2 separate regions of the Homo sapiens genome follow, and region 1 is linked to region 2. A link is a loop called in an ENCODE intact Hi-C map of the cell type or tissue named here. Cell type or tissue: sigmoid colon. All regions are shown on one strand. Links, peaks and the distances in the headings refer to the core of each region. The heading gives the core; the rest is flanking DNA.

What was found. Peaks named below come from ENCODE experiments on the same cell type or tissue, not always from the same donor. Only the 100,000 strongest peaks of a DNase experiment are listed, where the experiment ranks them.
Region 1: a loop joins it to region 2, with 2.7 times the contacts of the local background. A loop is called at or near these places in 8 of 110 quality-filtered maps.

Annotation. Positions count from the first base shown.
Region 1 is chr6:30,540,228-30,543,033 of GRCh38, forward strand. It overlaps GNL1 (G protein nucleolar 1 (putative)), which reads right to left. Exons shown (of 12, transcript NM_005275.5): 12 at 1,154-2,806. Among named protein-coding and RNA genes, the nearest start is that of GNL1, 15 kb to the right of the region's middle. In sigmoid colon, for the core only: CTCF peaks have their summits at 1,393 (motif pointing right) and 1,600; DNase peaks (open chromatin) are centred at 1,414 and 1,670; H3K4me3 peaks cover 638 bases; H3K27ac peaks cover 1,171 bases.
Region 2 is chr6:30,343,561-30,346,366 of GRCh38, forward strand. TRIM39-RPP21 (TRIM39-RPP21 readthrough) reads left to right here. Exons shown (of 10, transcript NM_001199119.1): 7 at 1,738-1,838; 8 at 1,931-2,013. It overlaps RPP21 (ribonuclease P subunit p21), which reads left to right and starts at 1,596. Exons shown (of 5, transcript NM_024839.4): 1 at 1,596-1,668; 2 at 1,738-1,838; 3 at 1,931-2,013. The coding sequence starts at 1,612. TRIM39 (tripartite motif containing 39) reads left to right here. Exons shown (of 8, transcript NM_001369521.2): 8 at 1-169. In sigmoid colon, for the core only: no CTCF peak of the experiment used is centred there; a DNase peak (open chromatin) is centred at 1,611; H3K4me3 peaks cover 1,486 bases; H3K27ac peaks cover 423 bases.

The sequences.
Region 1 (2,806 bases), core at 169-2,668, 200 kb after region 2:
GTTAATGGAATTGGAGAACATTATGCTGAGTGAAGTAAGCCAGGCACAGAAAGACAAATACTGTATGTTCTCACTTATAAGTGGAATCTAAAACAATCGAACTTAAAGGAGGAGAGAGCAGAATAGTAGTTACCAGAGGCTGGGGGTCTGGGGTAAATGGGGATATGATGGTTAAAGGTTACAAAGCTTCATTGGACTGGAAAAATAAGCTTTTCTTTTTCTTTGAGATATACTGCACAGCAAAGTGAATATAGTAAATAATTCTTGGACATTTCATAAGTGTTGAGGGTAAATATCTTTTTTACATTTTTAACATATTCCCTCCTCTGAATGTAGAGAGTAAATTTCAAACATTCTCACCACAAAAAAAGTAAGTATTTAAAAGTGATAGATGTTGGGCCGGGTGCAGTGGCTCACGTCTGTAATCCCAGCACTTTGGGAGGTGGAGGTGGGTGGATCACCTGAGGTCAGGAGTTGGAGACCAGCCTGGCCAACATGGTGAAACCCCGTCTCTACTAAAAATACAAAAAATTAGCCGGGCATGGTGGCGGACGCCTGTAATGCCAGCTACTCGGGAGGCTGAGGCAGAAGAATCACTTGAACCCGGGAGGCGGAAGTTGCAGTGAGCCGAGATTGCACCACTGCACTCCAGCCTGGGCAACAAGAGTGAAACTCCATCTCAAAAAAAAAAAAGTGATAGATGTTAATTTGCTTGATTTAATCATCCCACAGTGTATTCATGAATCATAACATCACTTTGTACGCCATAAATATATACAACTATAATTTGCCAATTTACAATTAAAGGTTAAAATTTTTAAAAATAAAAGGTAATGACAACAAAAAAAATGGATAAGTAGACAGAAAAATCGATTAATACAGAAGCTGGCAAAAACTAGTAAAGCAAATATGGCAAAATGTAGAATTTGTTGAATCTTTCAGTATTTGGGTGTTTATTGTTCTTTTTCTATGTTAGAAATTTTTCAAAATAAAAAGTTGCAAATGATTTCCATATTATTCTGATTTTTACACAGTAACAGAAAACATTCCTGGCTGCAGCTCATTAATATTTCTTCTTTGTTCTCCTGAGGAATCAAAAGATTCTCATTTATGATATGTCAAAAGGCACATAAAGAAACATATCCAAACTTTGTTGTCTCTTCATTCAAGTTTGGCTTTAATATTTTATTAAAAATTTTTGTATTTGTAAATATTAAAACACTGAAACTTGCTACTGACACAAGAACGACAATGCACTAACAATAAAATCAAAGTAGAAGCTAAACTATTCAGAAGCAGTAGCAACTCCATGATTCCAAGGTAATTTAAACAGGCAATTTCAGAGTGCTTCAAGATGAAGGCGCAAAGCAGCCTCTCAGCCTGCAGTGATGCTACGACACCGGCAGATGGCGCTGCAAAGCTTCTCAAATGCAGCGGGAAGTCCATTTACCAACGGCTGTTGCGATCTCTTAATTAGCTTGAACTGAGTTTGTATTAGAATTTATAATTTTTACTGCATATTGCAGTTACTCGTATATTACTGACACTGGAACAGACATGTTTTAACAAACTGGTTGAGCCGTATCAGTGCGAACCAGCTGAATGTCAGCGCTGTTCCCTCCTGTGACAGAAGCCACCGGCGCCTGCCTGAGGGCACTCCCCTCACTGGGACTCTCAGTACCACGCCCACCTGTCCCCAAGGTTTGTTTCATCACTAAGCCCCACCTTCCAGCATTTTCACCTTTCTCCTTCACTTGATCCTTCTTCCTAACATCGTGTTAACACACTCCAAACTAAAAAAGTTCCTCAACTGCATATACTCTGCTCCCTCCATTTTTTTCTTTCATTGCAATCACTGCCAAACATTTTGAAAATTCTCTCCTCACCTCCACTGCCTTTACGCTTTTCCTCCAAATTATTCCTTAACCCTCTGACATCTGGGGCTTCTGATTCCACCTCTCCAAAGAAATGCTCCCACCAAGACCATGGAGGCCCCTCTCGTTGCTGGTGGATACTCGTTCATTTTCCCCGCCACCACCCATCAGCAGCGTTCCACGCCGCCCTTCCTTCCTTCCTTCCTCCCCTAGCTTCATCACACCACGTTACTAGGTTTTTCCTGTCTCACTGGCTCCTTTCCCTGCTCTCCTTTTTATATGTTTCCTGCTTTCTTCCTCAGCCTTCTCTGCTCCCCACACCTATATGTTGATGATGCCCAAATCTCTGTCTCCAGCCACGACCTCTCTTTCCCCAAGCTCCATTTGCATAAACTGTCTCTGATGAGATTTAGGGCGCTTACGGTGGTATGGCTGTAGACAACTGTCTCAGGAAACAGACCCATGACCCACCCAGTTGCCAAGTCAGAAACAGGATGTATACTCTTGACTTGTCTCTCTCCCCTACACAGCAAAACAATCCCAAGACATGTCAATTCTATCTCCTGAGCAACCCATAAAACGATTTCTCTTCTTTCCATCTTCCATTACCCTAATTCTGGTGTTCATTCTCTCTCCCTGGGATGGCTGTAAAAGCCTCTGATTTCTCCCCTTTCCAAACCAGTCTCCACACTGCAACCATAGTGATCTAAGGCACAATTCTCACCTTTTCAGTCTTAGGCTTAAAGTTCAACATCCCTCTGGATACAGTCTAAATCTTTAACACGGCTGAAAAGGCCCAGCAAGAGCTGGACCAAGCCCACCTCTCCAGCTTCACCTTTCCTCATTTCTCCTTTGCACCCTCTGCCTCTGAACAAGTTACAGTCTTCCAAAGTTGTCATGTTTCTTGACCTTTGCTGTCTCCTCTGCCCAGA
Region 2 (2,806 bases), core at 208-2,707:
CTGAGAGAAGAATCTGCAGTTTACTGAGGGCATTTCAGTTCCTCCTACCACCTCAACAGGACTTTGTCCAGACTCTCCTCCTCTTACCTTTGTGCCTTGACTGTGGTTCTTTGTGGCAAGATACTTTGGTTGGTTAAAATAATATGGAACAAAGGATCCACTGAAGTGATCTCTGTGTTGTGTGGTAATTTGGTGACAGCCTTGTACTGATGTGTAAGAATCACTGGGTGTTAGACATGCATGTTCCTGGGTCTCACCCTTAGTGGTTAGTCAAGGTCTGGGGTGGGCCGGACATCTACATTTTATTTATGAGACAGAGTCTCGTTCTGTCGCCCAGGCTGGAGTACAGTGGTGATCTCAGCTCACTGCAACCTCCGCCTCCCAGGTTCAAGCAATTCTCCTGCCTCAGCCTCCAGAGTAGCTGGGATTACTATGGACTATAGCCATGCACCACCACACCCGGCTAATTTTAGTGGAGACAGGGTTTTGCCATGTTGGACAGGCTGGTCTCGAACTCCTGAACTCAAGTAATCTACCTGCCTCAGCCACTCAAAGTGCTAGGATTACAGGTGTGAGCCACCGTGCCCAGCCTACATCTACATTTTAAACACACCACTCTCATTTGAGTCCGAAAACCCTTGTGAAACTAGTTCCAGAGGAGGTTTCAGCCATGTCCTTCCTCCCAGCTGGAGCCCTGCTTGTCTGTCCCCGCCTGGCACTGGGTCTGAAATTGGAGAGAAGTCATCCTCTCCTGACTTATGCTGCCCTCCCCATCTCAGGGTTCATTGATCTTCTACCCCTCCAATTCATGTCCCTCTGCTTCTGACTTCAGTAACTGATAGTCACTATGAGTCACAGGACACCAGACAGAAGAACTGGAAGATAGAAGAGGTCAGAGGGAGGGGTGTGAGGTGAATGTCAGTGTGGGGAGTGGGGTGAAGTTTCAGGGGCAGGGGATGCTGTTGACAGATTTCTGTGCTGTACCTAAGCCTAGGAGTTAGAAACCATTCACTCAGAAAGTGAGGATCACCTACTGTGTGTCCAGCACTGCATAACAGGAAGTGTGTTTCTTTGGTAGGTGGAATAGTAGGAGTAAACTGTGCTTTCTGAGGACCGGGAGTCCTTTTCCCTCCCTCCAGCACCCTCATGATCCTTCCCACTTTCACCCCCACTGGCACCAGTGCTTTTTTTTAATGTATTACCTCTGTGCCTTCCGTCTGTAGATCTTACAGGCATCTGCCTCGGACCTCAGGAGAGTAGGGCAGAAGCTCTAGCTGGGTATAAATTGCACATAACCATCTCCCCAACGTAGCTACATAAAGAGACCAGCCTTCTGTCCTGAAAATGGCCGATTTAAGATCCTCACCTGCTCCACTAGGTCTCTAGGTGATATAATTGGTCATGAGCTTGAGGAAGACAAAAGCACTGAAAATTCATAAAGGGACCCTGGGCATGGATTGCTGGGGTTGTGTTTAGAAACCGATGAGTTTGTGAGGCCTCCGGGAGGCTCCCGAGGGCGCGGGGACTACGTTTCCCAGGAGGCCTCGCGCGGACGCCCGGGCGGGGCTGTGCGAGGGGTGGGGCTGCGGGAGGCCCTGGAGCGCGGCGGTGATGGCGGGGCCGGTGAAGGACCGCGAGGCCTTCCAGAGGCTCAACTTCCTGTACCAGGTGAGTCTGCGACAAGGGCCCCACGGGGACGGTGCTCGGCGTCCCAGAGTGACTGCTCCCCTCCCGCAGGCCGCCCATTGTGTCCTTGCCCAGGACCCCGAGAACCAGGCGCTGGCGAGGTTTTACTGCTACACTGAGAGGACCATTGCGAAGCGGCTCGTCTTGCGGCGGTGAGACAGCCACGGGGCGGGCGGCGGGCGGGACGCGGGAGGAACGCGAGAGGGAGCGCGGGCGCCAGACCACTATCCTCCTCCGCCCCCAGGGATCCCTCGGTGAAGAGGACTCTCTGTCGAGGCTGCTCTTCCCTCCTCGTCCCGGGCCTCACCTGCACCCAGCGCCAGAGACGTGAGTGCTCCAACGGAGGTGGAAGACTGCGGAGCATTGGGGGCGCGGAGGGGGGCGGGGTGGGGGGCGGGCACTGGAGGCCAACAGCGCCTTTCTCACTGTAGATGGATGTTGGGTGTGGGATTCGCAGGAGTCTTCCTTCTTCGGGTTTGGATTAAGTTCCTAACGCCACTTGCACAAACTAGGGTTTGGGCTCGGCTGTTTTTTTTTTTTTTCTTCCAGTGTGGGCAATAAATAATAACTTTTAAGAGGCAACCCCACCCATGCACAATAATAGATGTTGTTCGGCTTTGTGGAGGACGATTCCCATCACCATTCATTTATTAAGCAAATACTTATTTTCTAAAATGTGTCAGGTACTGTGCTAGATTCATTATTCTCATTGAAATTACGGTCTGATGGGACAGACTAAGAAACAAAATGGTGTAGAAAAAGATTAACTGGGGGAGTAGAATGCTCACTTACTCATGCCAGTGGTGGCGAAGTTTATGATAAGCAAAGGGAGTGAGAGATGGAAATTCTAGGCATGTGTGCAGACTCTGAGACAAGAGAGCTTGTGGTGCTGTCAAAGAAATGAGAGTTCAGGAGGCTGGAGTTTGAGGTAGGAGGGCAAAACATGAGACTGGAGGGGGAAACAGGCCAGTTCTTGAAGTCTTGTTAGGGAGTTTGAACTTTATCTTAAAGAGTTCCAGGAAATCGATGGAGCTTATGCCGAGGCCTGACACCATCAAATGTGCATTCAAATTGGGGGTGTGGTGGGGGAGCGGGGATACCTACTGAAAAACACTGGAGG